Regions from separate parts of the Homo sapiens genome. Here region 2 is linked to region 1. Evidence: chromatin contacts called from ENCODE Hi-C data. All regions are on one chromosome and are shown on one strand. The core of a region is the stretch at or near the end of the contact, and the rest is flanking DNA. Distances in the headings are between cores, read along the strand shown.

The links. Hi-C counts contacts between places; a loop is a spot of excess contacts on that map. Pooled maps may share reads with other maps.
Region 2: a map with no recorded cell type shows a loop between it and region 1 (15-fold over the local background). The contact joins two enhancer-like sites. A Hi-C loop is called at or near these places in 2 of 37 single-sample maps with no recorded cell type and 2 of 50 pooled maps.

Annotation. Positions count from the first base shown.
Region 1 is chr21:31,770,939-31,777,625 of GRCh38, reverse strand. No RefSeq gene overlaps it. Among named protein-coding and RNA genes, the nearest start is that of SCAF4, 42 kb to the right of the region's middle. RefSeq lists an enhancer at 4,513-4,802. Within about 2 kb of position 4,870, at least 3 of the 41 ENCODE cell types and tissues checked have a DNase peak (open chromatin) inside an H3K27ac peak, as active enhancers do.
Region 2 is chr21:32,924,421-32,931,019 of GRCh38, reverse strand. LOC105377136 (a long non-coding RNA gene) reads right to left here. Exons shown (of 6, transcript XR_937669.3): 5 at 3,975-4,068; 6 at 1-168. Among named protein-coding and RNA genes, the nearest start is that of LINC01690, 31 kb to the left of the region's middle. Within about 2 kb of position 1,464, at least 3 of the 41 ENCODE cell types and tissues checked have a DNase peak (open chromatin) inside an H3K27ac peak, as active enhancers do.

The DNA.
Region 1 (6,687 bases), core at 3,621-6,120:
AACCTCCTGGAAGGAACACAGGCCAGCCGACCCTTTGATTTTAGCCCCTGGAGGCCTGTGTCAGACTTCTGGCCTCCAGAATTGTCAGATAATAAATTGGTATTGTTTTAAGCCACGACATTTGTGGTAATTTGTTACAGTGGCAATAGAAGATGAATACAAGGAATAAGAACAGAGGAATGAATTATATTTTTGCACTGAGCATAAATTTGGTAGACATAGGAAAATCTTAGAGGGTATAAAGAAATGAAGTTGAAGAAGTGTATTAGTCAGGGTTCTCAAGAGGGACAGAACTAATAGGTTAAATGTATATATAAAAGGGGAGTTTATTCAGGAGCATTGACTCACTTGATCACAAGATGAGGCCCCACAATAGGCTGCCTGCAAGCTAAAGAGCAAGAAAGCCAGTCCTAGTCCCAAAACTGAAGCACCTGGAGTCTGATGTTTGAGGGCAGGAAGCATCCAGCATGGGAGAAAGATGGAGGCCAGAAGACTCAGCAAGCCTAGTCTCCCCACATTCTTCTGCCTGCTTTTATTCCAGCCATGCTGGCAGCTGAGTAGATTGTGCCCACCCAGATTAAGAGTGGGTCTGCCTTTCCCAGTCCACTGACTCAAATGTTGATCTCCTTTGACAACACCCTCACAGACACACCCAGGAATAATACTTTCCATCCTTCAATCCAGTCAAGTTGACATTCAATATTAACCATCACGAGAAGGAAGATTTTTTCCCCTCACATTAGAAATCCAAGGAGGGGGGAGAGCAAATAGAGCACAATATTCAATATTTCACCAATCCAAAATCTTTTCCGCACATATACTGTGTGTGTGTGTGTGTGTGTGTGTGTGTGTGTGTGTGTGTGTGTGTATTCTGCATGCCTTTTTCTTTTGTTTTGTTTTTTTGTTTGTTTTCTGAAACAGGATCTCACTCTGTCACCCAAGCTGGAGTACAGTGGTGCAATCATAGCTTATTGCAGCCTCTAACTCCTAGGCTCAAGTGATTCTTAGAACATCTTAGAAGATCTAATCGCTGATGACCATTGTAATTTTCTGAGAGTGGGTTTTACTTTTCAATGTTTGCTCCATTTATCTGACTGTGGCACTCCCATTTTTTAAACGGAGGATCTTGTGGTTGTGATGTTTTGTGGCATATACTTGAGAAAGACCATTCTGATCAAAGAGAACCAGGCACGTGCGAGTATGGGTGGGAAAGGTGGGAATGTGCATGAAATAGTAAGAGGAAAGGCAAAGCCAGAGAGGAAGGGAAAGCTAGAGGGAAAAAAATCAGCAATATTCCTACTCTTCCATCAGGCCATATAGGTTCCAATACTCTCTCTGCCATGAACTAACCACGTTAACTCGGATTGGTGACTTCACCTCTCTGGGCCTCAGCTTCCTCATGTATAAAATGTGGATAATAATAATGCCTGTCTTGTAGAGTTGTTAGGACTGAATATGGCAATACGACATAGAGCACGTAAGACAGTTCCTGGCACAATGTAATACTAGCATTGGCTGATGTTACAAGGCCAGAGCTGCCAGACTGGGAAGGGTCTTCCAGTTAGACAGAGGTGCTATGGGAAAAGGCAAGTTTTCCTAGAGGTGGTTTATTTGTGTATTTTTTCATTACAAAATATGTCATGCAAAGTAAAGAATACTTATGTATGCAGGTGTTTGTGTGTAGTCAGATGCAAGATTTGCAGGATAATAATAAAATGAATCCTTAGGGACCTATTACCCAGCTTAGGCAACTGAACATCACCAAAGAAGTAAACCCTTGCAGTCCCCTCCCTGGTCTCTGTCCCTCCCATCCCCTCAAAGGAAACCACTCAGTCTGATTTAGACACTCATCATTCTCTTGTTTATTTTGATAGTTTAACTGCATTTGTCTGTTCCCCACAGACACTGTTTAGTTCACCTATTTCCAAACCTTATATAAATAGGATCTTACTGTGCATATTTTTCCATGACTTTCCTTCTTCATTCAACTTTGTGTTCTAGAGATTCACCCACAGTGAGGTGTTGGCTCTGGTTCATTCATCTCCATTGTTCTCTAGCACCACTAGAGAACATATCATCTCCATTGTTCTCTAGCACCACTAGAGAACATATCTCATACTTTTTCATCTGATTAACGAAACTTTGGATTGATTTCCATATTTCTGCTCTAATAAAAATGCTGCCAGGATGTTCTTATGTGTGTTGTCTGTTGAGAACGTGCAAGGGCTTCTGGATGGCAGGGCGCCTCCAGCTTTCCTAGGTTCTCTGAAATTGTTTTCTGAAATGATCTAATGGACTCACTGTCCCCCTAGTTGTGTACACATGTTCCCTTTATTCATATTTCTTACTCTGGAAACTTCCAAAGGACTGACCAGATAAAAGCTAGGTTTAGGGAAGATCCATTAGGTGAGGGGAGGGGGGGTTAGAGGGGAGAAGCCCCTTACCAGGTAAGATGGACAAGAGGCCAGAGGACATCAACAGGTGCATCCCTACAGAGACCCGAGGGCCTAGCAAGACACGGCCTCCTTTTTGGGCAGAATTCCTACAGTTTCTCTTTTGTGTATGAGTTGGTATCCACCAATAGAATCCACAATCTTTGGAATGCACCCAACAGGATGCATGGCTTGCAAAAAAGCAAAGAGTTACATACTTGAAAATTCTAATGTATTTCCCTGTGTCTGGTAAAAGGATCTGGCCCCAGGAAAAGTACTGTGCATCTTCAAATCTAACCCTCTTTGTCTGTAAATTGGACATCATTATCTGCCTCCACAGAACTGTTGTGTGGCTTGGCAGATCATTAATGGTAATGGGTCCTTGGTCCCTGTAAAACCAGATGTAAATGCTGAGTGCTGCTTATAGTAGGAACAGGTTACGCATATAGTAGGGTGGAAGCACAATCCAACAGGACTAGCCTAAATGTTACTTTTCAGAGACAACTTGAATCTCACTAAATTTTAAACAGGTTAGTTTCGTATCAACAGGACTTTTCCCAAGCCATCAGTTTCCTTTGCCTCCTACACAACCAAGCAGGACTGCCCCAGGGGAGGAAGGCAGAAATCATGGACAAGTTTCCTGAGAGGCCACATCCGCCTGTTCAGGCCTTGCCACCTCACTGCATGAAGGGACACGGCCTCATGTGCATCAGCTGTCATATCTTGGGTTTCTTGGTATTCAAGAAATGCTTTCTTTTCTTTTCTTTCATTTTATTTATTGATTAATTGATTGATACAGTGTCTCTCTCTGTCACCCAGGCTGGAGTGTAGTGGCGCAATCTCAGCTCACTGTAGCCACTACCTTCCAGGATGAAGCCATCCTCCCACCCCAGCCTCCCAAGTAGCTGGGACTACAGACCCATGACATCACTCCTGGCTAATTCATAGAGATGGGGTGTCCTATATTGCCCAAGCTGGTCTTGAACTCCTGGGCTCAAGCAATCTGCCTACTTCAGCCTCCCAAAATGTTGGGATTAAAGATGTGAGCCACCATGCCTGGTGTAAGAAATGGATCTACCAAGTTCAGGCTATTTTGTAATAATTTTCATTGTGTATGTGTGGTTTTTGGTTTTGCTTTTTGCTTTTTGGGTTTGTTTTTTTTTTTTTTTGAGTCAGAGTCTTGCTCTGTTGCCCAGGCTGGAGTCCAGTGACACAATCATAACTCACTGCAACCTCAAACTCCTGGGCTCAAGCAATTCTCCCACCTCAGCCTCCCAAGTAGCTAGGACTACAAGTGTGCACCACCATGCCCAGCTAATTTTTAAATTTTTTTGTAGAAGTTGAGGGGTGGGGGGTTGGGGGGGGGCTCTCACTGTGTTGCTCAGGCTCGTCTTGAACTTCTGGCCTCAAGCAATCCTCCTGCCTTAGCCTCCTGAAGCCCTGAGATAACAAGCATGAGCCACCACACCTGGCTAATTTTTAGTTGTTTAGACTGTCTTGTCCTCAAGGCAACAATCTATTGCAGCTGATTCACGAGGCTCACACCTTTGTAAGTTTTGTGATAATAACTGAGGGCCAGGTTGCAGCCTGAGGCTTCTTGGGTCTGGCTTCCTGTCCTTTCCACAGGTCCTAGGTGCCTCTCCCACCATGCACAAGGCCCTGATCCAGTCCTAGGACAGTTGGCTAAAGAGCCTGTCAGCTAATGCTCAGCCTTTTCCAGCTGTTTACCCCATTTTTCTCATGTGTTGACTAACACTTCCTGCCCCCAAAACCTGTCAGCTCCAAGATGTACTCCACAATCGTTCTGTCTCCCATCTGTCCATCTGGGGCCCAGGGGACACAGCAAGAGTCTCAAAAGGCCCATTTGCATCTCACCCACATCAGTAGAGCAAAAAGGGGGCATTGCTGTAATAAAGAAATAATTGAAGGTAGAAAGTGCTAAAGCAAAAGGGGAAAGGAAGATTATCCAAATGCAACTAAATATAGATTCTACTGTGGGTCATGTTGCTGAGGTGCAGACATTTACAGCAGGTGTTCAGTTTTGCTTAACGCAAGACTCTTTGCAATCATTTTTAAGTAGTACAGTGAAAGGGCCCTTAGGGAAAGAGCTCCCCTTGTTCTCACTTTGCAGATGTAGAGGCCTGAGAAGCAGGGAGGTGAAGTAGTTCACCCACGATCCCACAGCTGCTAAGTGCCAGGGCTAGGACTCCATCCCAGGGCTTGGGACAGTCAAACAGGGCCTCTTTCAACAAGCCCGTATTGTCTCTCAGCAAAGATCTATAAAAAGCTGGATGATAATAAAATAAGCTTATGCAACACTTTTGCCTAATGCAAATTAAGAAATTGATTTCAGGAACAGAAACTTGGGTAGGGTTTGCCCACATACAAACAACACTAAAGAGAAAGTTGACTACTTAAAATAGAAGACACTGTTCTCTCATGTGACTGAAAGGATTATTTCTATTCTGAAAAACTGAGAGGTTGCCTGTCATAAAGTCGTGTCCTCAAATTCAGAAACTTTAAAGTTTAATGCGGCCCAACGCATTGACTCACACCTGTAATTCCAACACTGGGAGTCCAAGGTGGGAGCTTGAGCCCAGAAGTTCGAGACCAGCCTAGGCAACATGGCAAGACACCGTCTCTACAAAAAAAATTTTTTTTAATTAGCTAGGCGTGGTGGCACATGCCTGTAGCCCAAGCTACTTGGGAGGCTAAGGCAGGAGGACCCCTTGAGCCCAAAAAGTCAAGGTTGCAGTAAGCCATGATCACACCACTGCAACCCAGCATGGGTGACAGAGTGAGACCCTGTCTCAAAAATTAAAGTTTAAAAATAAAGTTTTTTAAATAAAAAAAAAAAGTCTGGCCAGGAGCGGTGGCTCACACGTATAATCCTAGCACTTTGCGAGGCCGTGGTGGATGGATCACTTGAGCTTAGGAGTTCAAGACTAGCCTGAGTAACATGGCGAGACCCCATCTCTACAAAAAAATACAAAAAAAATTAGCCAGGCATGGTGGCACACACCTGTAGTCCCAGCTACTCAGGAGGCTGAGTTGGGAGGATCTGACCTCTTGAGTCCTGGAGGTCTAGGCTGCAGTGAGCCAAGATTGCACCACTGCAGTCCAGCCTGGGTGACAAAGTGAGACCCTGTATCAAAAAATATATATACATATATATATAAATGTTTAAAAGCCTAATGTAAGTGTCTCCAGTATACTGTAAGTAAAGTGACTTGTGTTTGTGAATTTAATCACTTGCAAAACACATAGTCATTCTCTCACTTGTCTTTACAATAACTCTGTGAGGAGCTGAGCATCAATCAGTGTCATCATTATCTCCATTCCACAAATAAGGAGATGGCGGCTCAGAGAAACTAAATGAATTCTCAATATCATGCAGCTGAACCTTGAACCTCAGGCTGCTGAATTCTTTTTATAAGGTATGGTAGAAGGGAATTCAAGCTCGAAGTCAGGAAGACGGATATGAGTCCTGACTTGGCCACTTACTTGGTCTCTGTCATTGAACAACTTATTTACCGCACAGAGCCTCAGCTGATGCATCTGTAAAATAGGGAGAATCACACCTGTGTGGTAGCTTTTATGAGTATTCAATGAAGCAATGTATGAAAAGCATCAAGGTCAGTGCCTGGCACAAACCAGGTTCTCAGACAAGTAATCCTTGCTATTGCTGATATATACAGCTTCTATTATACTATTTTGCAGCTTTTCCAGCTAGTCACGGCACAATACATGACTTAAAGACACAAAAGGGAGACTTCCTTTCCTCTGATCTCACTCCCTGATTCACTGGCCTGGCTTCTTATAAAGAAAGGTCTTGGCCTGGTTTAAGCAGAAATTCATTTACCAAAAGAATTAGTTGATGAAGGCCAGGCGCGGTGGTTCACGCCTGTAATCCCAGCACTTTGTGAGGCCGAGGCAGGCAGATCATGAGGTCAGGAGATCGAGACCATCCTGGCTAACATGGTGAAACCCCGTCTCTACTAAAAATACAAAAAATTAGCTGGGCGTGGTGGCGGGCGCCTGTAGTCCCAGCTACTTCGGAGGCTGAGGCAGGAGAATGGCGTGAACCTGGGAGGCGGAGCTTGCAGTGAGCCGACGTGCGCCACTATACTCCAGCCTAGGTGACAGAGCGAGACTCCGTCTCAAAAAAAAAAAAAAAAAAAGAATTAGTTGATGAGGTCACCAGTAAATGTAAAGCATTTCATTTATTCACACAATAAATGTTAATAAAGAGTGT
Region 2 (6,599 bases), core at 215-2,714, 1.2 Mb before region 1:
TCCTGGTGGCAAGTGTTGCTTGATGAAACCAAAGTGTCCTCCAGGTTTCTTCTTGCTCGTTAGGAACCAGCCCGCACAGCAGGAGCTGAGCAGCAGGCAAGCGAGCCAAGCTTCATCTGTATTTACAGCTGCTCCCCATCACTCGCATTACTGCCTCAGCTCCACCTCCTGTCAGATCAGAGGCAGCATTAGATTCTCAGAGAAGCATGAACGCTATTGTGAACTGCGCATGCGAGGGATCTAGATTGCTGCTATTTATGAGAATCTAATGCATGATGACCTGTCACTGTCTCCCCTCACCCCTAGATGGGACCACCTAGTTGCAGGAAAACAAGCTCAGGTTCCTACTGATTCTACATTATGGTGAGTTGTATAATTATTTCATTGTCTATCACAATGTAATAATAATAGAAATCAGTGCACAATAAGCGTAATGCACTTGAATTATTCTGAAACCATCCCCCCGCACCCCATCCATGGAAAAATTGTCTTCCGTGAAACTGGTCCCTGGTACCAAAAAGGTTGGGGCAAAACCTGGGCACGGTGGCTCACACCTGTAATCCCAGCACTTTGGGAGGTCAAGGTGGGCAGATCATAAGGTCAGGCGTTCCAGACCAGCCTGGGCAACATGGCGAAACCCCATCTCTACTAAAAATACAAAAAACAGCCAGGCATGGGGGTGGGCATCTGTAATCCCAGCAGGAGGATTGCTTGAACCTGGGAGGTGGAGGTTGCAGTGAGCTGAGATTGTGCCACTGCACTCCAGCCTGGGTGACAAGAGGAAGACTCTGTCTCAAAAAAAAAAAAAAAAAAAAAAAAAATCTGTGTTAGATAACAAAGAATGAATGATAAAAGTAATATGTGTATTAGGCAGAAAACTTGGAAAATATAAAAAAACTAAAACAAAACAAAAGCAACTCTTATCCTAACACCCAGAGATAGCCACTGTTAATATTTTCTGGTGCATCTGCTCTACATTTTGAGTAGATAAAATGTATGGTTAGACTCCTTGTCTTTCAAGTCCTGCACTTTCTCCAGCCTCTACTCTTTTCTCCTCTGTGGTTCTTTAATGGGTTATTTCTCAGAAAAGGATGTCACACTCATTCACACCAAGGTATAATTGAATAATAATAGCTGAGAGTATTACTTTGACTAGGCAAGTTCTATTTTTAACAGACTTAAAGCTTTCAGATGAGAGAATAAAGCAGTTAGCACTTCTCCCCCGCCACCTCCTCTATCTCAGCTATCTCCGAGTCCACTACACTTAGAATGATTAGATCTGAAGTCTAGGCCCAGCATTGTCACAGTCAGCCATTATTGTGAACTTAGACAAGTAATTTCACTTTTTTATGTCTTTTCTGTAAAGTAAAAGGGGTTAAGCCAGGAAGTAATAACTCATTAAAGTCAAACACTTTTTTTTTTTTAGATGGAGTTTCACTCTTGTCGCCCCGATTAGAGTGCAATGGTGCGATCTCGGCTCACCGCAAACTCCACCTCCCAGGTCAAGTGATTCTCCCGCTTCAGCCTCCCGAGTAGCTGGAATTACAGGCGCCAGCCACCATGCCTGGCTAATTTTTTGTATTTTTAGTAGAGACAGGGTTTCACCATGTTGGCCGGGCTGGTTTCAAACTCCTGACCTCGTGATCCACCTGCCTCGGCCTCCCAAAGTGCTGAAATTACAGGCATGAGCCACCACGCCCGGCCAGGTCAAACACTCTTTATTCCATAATTGAATGCATATATATGTACTTACGTATATTTAATATCTATTATAATTATATCTTAGATATAAATATATATTTATGTATTTAATATTTTATTATACAAATTTCTAACAAATTAAAAATAGAGGAAATAGCACAAATTACCTCTATTTACCCATCCTTGGGCCACAAAAAGCAGAAATTCCTGGCCCTCTGATTTTACTTACACTGCCACCTAGTTCTCTTCAAGTACCAAGTTATTTTGAAGCAAATCCCAAACATTATACCATTTCATATGTACATATTTAGTATATGCCTTTAAAAGATAAGAAGTCTGTATTTAAACAAAATGATGGTCATGCCTGAAGAATGAAAAATAATTTCAATTTCATCAAATAACCATTCAGTGGAACTGAATGTGTTTTTGTGCATATTTATGTAGGCATGTTCAGGATTTTGTTTTATTTTGTGTGGTTTCAGGAGCCAAATCTACAAGTTCCAACGAAGTCCTTCGTAGATGCAGGGAGTACTAATAATGTCTCAGTTGGGGAGCTTGCCCCCAGATGGAGCTTGGAACAATAAAGTAAACAACACTAAGTGCCAGGCACTCAGTACATTGCTAAGAAGAGCTGTTGGTGCCTTTCAGTAAGAGGGTGAGAGAGAACGAAGAAGTTATCTTTGGGAAGCCCGACCCTGATCAGAAAGACTTCATCAAGGAGATGCGGCATAACCTGGGGCTTAAACTTAGGGATATGCAAGAAGGAGAAAGGGATGATGTGAGAACAAAGAGAAAAAACAACTCACTGGGAGGCTGAGGCTGGCAGATCACTTGAGTGCAGGAGTTTGAGACCAGTCTGGGCAACATGGTGAAACCCCGTCTCTATAAAAAAATACAAAAATTGGCTGGGCATGGTGGCACACACCTGTGGTCCCAGCTACGTGGGAGACTGAGGCAAGAGGATTGCTTGAGCCCAGGAGGTCGAGGCTACAGTGAGCTGTGATTGTACCACTGCACTCCAACCTGGGCCCTGTCTCCGAAAAAAAAAAAAAAAAGAAAGAAAGAAAGAAAGAAAAGAAAAAGAAAAACCAACTCATTTGACTTTACAAGCTAATTTCCATGAAGACAGGACACATGGGGCAGTTTGAGTTTGTGTTAATCTCTTATTCATATACTTGTCTACTTGTCAAACTTGTATTGAAATCTAGATAACACCCTGATTAGATTTAATGTGTGTCAGGGTGGGTGGGGGGAGATGGTACAAGAAATAGAGACACAACGTTAGAAAGAGGCATTGAGAAGCAAGCGCTCGGTGTTTGTTGCGTAAATTCTCATAGCGGGTGGTGACGTGATAAATCTGAATAATTTTTATATATAGTAACAAAGCAACTTGGTAGTTTCATGAAACAAATTGTCCTGTACTGAGGAGGGACCTAGAATAGAGGCAGACTCTAGCACTTAGGGTGGACCAACCCAGAACTGTTCCATTGCCAAATAGTAGCCTGCTGGTCCCTGGAAGTGATTTTTAGTTAATTCTCATTCTGCTATACTACTCTATAATTTTGACCATTGATCTCTTCCTTTTATTAAAATTTTTTAAAATGAAAGTTGTAAATCCACAGAGTTTAGGGTTAGATTGTTTGTGGGTATTTTTGGCTTGTTTGTTTGTTTGTTTGAGGCAGGGTCTCTCTCTGTTGCCCAGAGCTGGAGTGCAGTGACATGATCCCGATTCACTGCAGCCTCACTGTCCCAGGCTCAAACAATCCTTCCATCCCAGCCTCCCAAGTAGCTGGGACTACAGGCATGCACCACCATGTCCTGCTAGTTTTTTTTTTTATTATTATTTTTTGTAGAGATGGGGGCTCACTATGCTGCCAAGGCCAGTCTCAAACTCCCGGCTCAGCAATCCTCCTGCCTCAGCCTCCCAAAACTTTGGGATTACAGGCGTGAGTCACCATGCCCAGGAAGATAGATTTAAAGCTTATGATAGAGAGCAGTTCCTCAACTCTCCATTTTCCCTCTGCCATTTTCTAATTCTAAAGCAATCACTTTCATTTTAATGGATTCTTTTGATATTTACATCCATATATCTATAATAACATGACTTCATTACTATTTCTTGGTGTTTTCATCTTATGCATTGAACATTGACTTCCTCTACAGATAAAAAAGGATTTTACTGTTTCACATAACATACAACATATACACACAAGAGCATGCACAAGTGCTTGTGGGCGCACACACACACATACACACACACACACACCCCTTACCTCCATTCTTCCTCTATAGTTTCACTGAAATTCTGCAGATTCATATTCGATGCTCTTCAAGTAAATTAAAGTGGAGGTCAGGCCTGAAGAATCTCTGAGCAGACAAAACAAGTTAGGCCTCTTAAGTGACCTAAACCTTGCTTGATTGCAAACATAAGCAAAACTTAACTTCAGATTTTTCTTGCAAATGCCTGTATTAAAGAAAAACATAATTTAAGCCCAAACAATCAGAAGTAGCCAAAAACTTGTAATTATTTAATTAGGGATTTTCCAGTGGGACTGATATGGTTTGGATATTTGTCCCCACCGAAATCTCATGTTGAAATGTAATTCCCAGTGCTGGAGGTGGGGCTTGGTGGGAGGTATTGGATCATGAGGGCGAATCCTTCATGAATAGCCATCCCCTTGGTGATGAGTGAGTTCTCACTATAAGTTCACGTGAACTCTGGTTGTTGAAAAGTGTGTGCACCTGCCCTCCTCCCCCGCCGCCATGCCTGCTCTTGTCATATGACTTACTGGCTTCCTCTTCACCTTCCGCCACCAGTGGAAGCTTCCTGAGGCCTCACCAGAAGCAGATGTCAGTACAACACTTCCTGTGCAGCCTGCAGAACCATGAGCCAATTAAACCTCTTTTCTTTATAAATTACCCAGCTTCAAGTATTTCTTTATAGCAATGCAAGAATGGACTAACGGACATAGACCAAATAAGGCAACTGGATAACTATATCCAATCAAATTTTTCTTTGCTTTACTTCTGTATCTGTCCTATAAAAGTCTCCTGCTTTGTGGTCTGTTGGTGGAGCTCTTGAATACTCCTCGTTTGGAGCTGTCTGATTAATGAATCATTGTTTGCTCAAATATATTCTTTAAAGTTGTGCTTCAATTTATTTTATTTTTCTTTTAGAGACAGGATCTTGCTCTGTCACCCAGACTAGAGTACAGTGGCACGATTATAGCTCACTGAATTCTTAATGTCCTGGGCTCAAAGGATCCTCCTGCCTCAGCCTCCCAAGTAGCTGGACTACAGGTGTGCACCGCAACTCCTGGCTAATTAAAAAAAGGTTTTTGTATAGTCAGGGTCTCGCTATGTTGCCCAGGCTGGTCTCAAATTCCTGGCCTCAAGTGATCCTTCCACCTTGGCTTCCCAAAGTACTGAAATTACAGGGGTAAGCTGGAGCAACCAGCTTCAATTTACTTTTTAACAATGTTTACATTGTTATAATTCTTTAAATACTGTGAATCACTGAACCATAAATACTACATTTATTTTTCCATTTCTGAACAACTTATGCTTTTCCTGAGGTTAAAAATTCCCTTTTTTACCTGACTTACTTTCTCTAATCCATATAGGTAGATATTTTGTTTTTTATAAACAAAGACAATTTTTTTTGTTTGTTTTAATCATTTGTCCCCAAACTGTGCCCTCCTCTCAATTTGTTCAAGCACAATAATTCCATCTTTTTGAAGCAGTCTCTTCTGGAACCTTCTGGATTGTTGTCCTATAAGTCTACTATGCAGTTATTATATTAGTGCAGATTTCCTTCACCTCCCTTCTATGATGGAGTCTCTGTTTCCTGGACCATACATCTTCCTCTTTTAAAATTTTACTCCTTTTTTATTTAAAAAAAAAAAACTTCCAATAGCTTTAGTATAAGGCCTGGAATGTCTGAAAACCTATTTTTTATACCCTTACATTTGATTAATAGTTTTGCTGGGTATAAAATTCTGCCTTTAGAAATATTTTTTCTTCAAATAGTGAAATATTTCTCTGTTGTCTTCCACCATATTGCTTTGGAGAAGTCCAATGACATTCTGATTGTTGATCCTTTGTATAAAGCATGTTATCTTTTTTCTCTCTGGAAACATGTAGGATCTTCTCTTTATTCTCATCATGATGAAATTTCACAATGATTTGTCTCAGTGAATAAATTTTCATCCATCCATAGTGCTAGGTACAATTGTGAAACTTGATACCTTGGGAACTTGATTCAGGAACTTGATACCTGGGAAGTTTTCATGAATTGCTTCTTTGGAAAATTGCCTTCCATTGTCTCTAAATCTACTTTCCATATTTGGATGTTTGACATTCTGGTGTGGTTCTATAAATTCATTATTTCTTCTCTCCTATTTTCCGTGTTTTTACTCTATATCCTGAGAGATTTTCTTAACTTTTTTACTTCTCCTGTTTCCAAGCACTTTTGTTTGTTCTCTGAATGTTTGTTTAAAATTAGTATCTTACACAAGCAACAAAAGCAAAAATAGACAAATGGATTGCATCAAACTAAAAAAACTTCTGCAAAGCAAAGGAAACAATTAGTGGAGTGAAGAGGCAACCTACAGATCGGGAGAAAATATCTTCAAATTACACATTGCATAAGGAGCTAACATCCAAAATATACAAAGAACTCGAACTACTGAAAAACAAGAAAACAAATAACCCCTTTAAAAAATGGCCAAAGACAAATAGACATTTCTCGAAAGAAGACATACAATGAGCAAAAGATATATGAAAAATGCTCAACATCTCTAATCATTAGAGAAATGAAAATTAAAACCACAATGAGATATTACCTTATACATGTTCAACTGGCTATTAGCAAAAAGTTGAAAGATAAGTATTGGCGA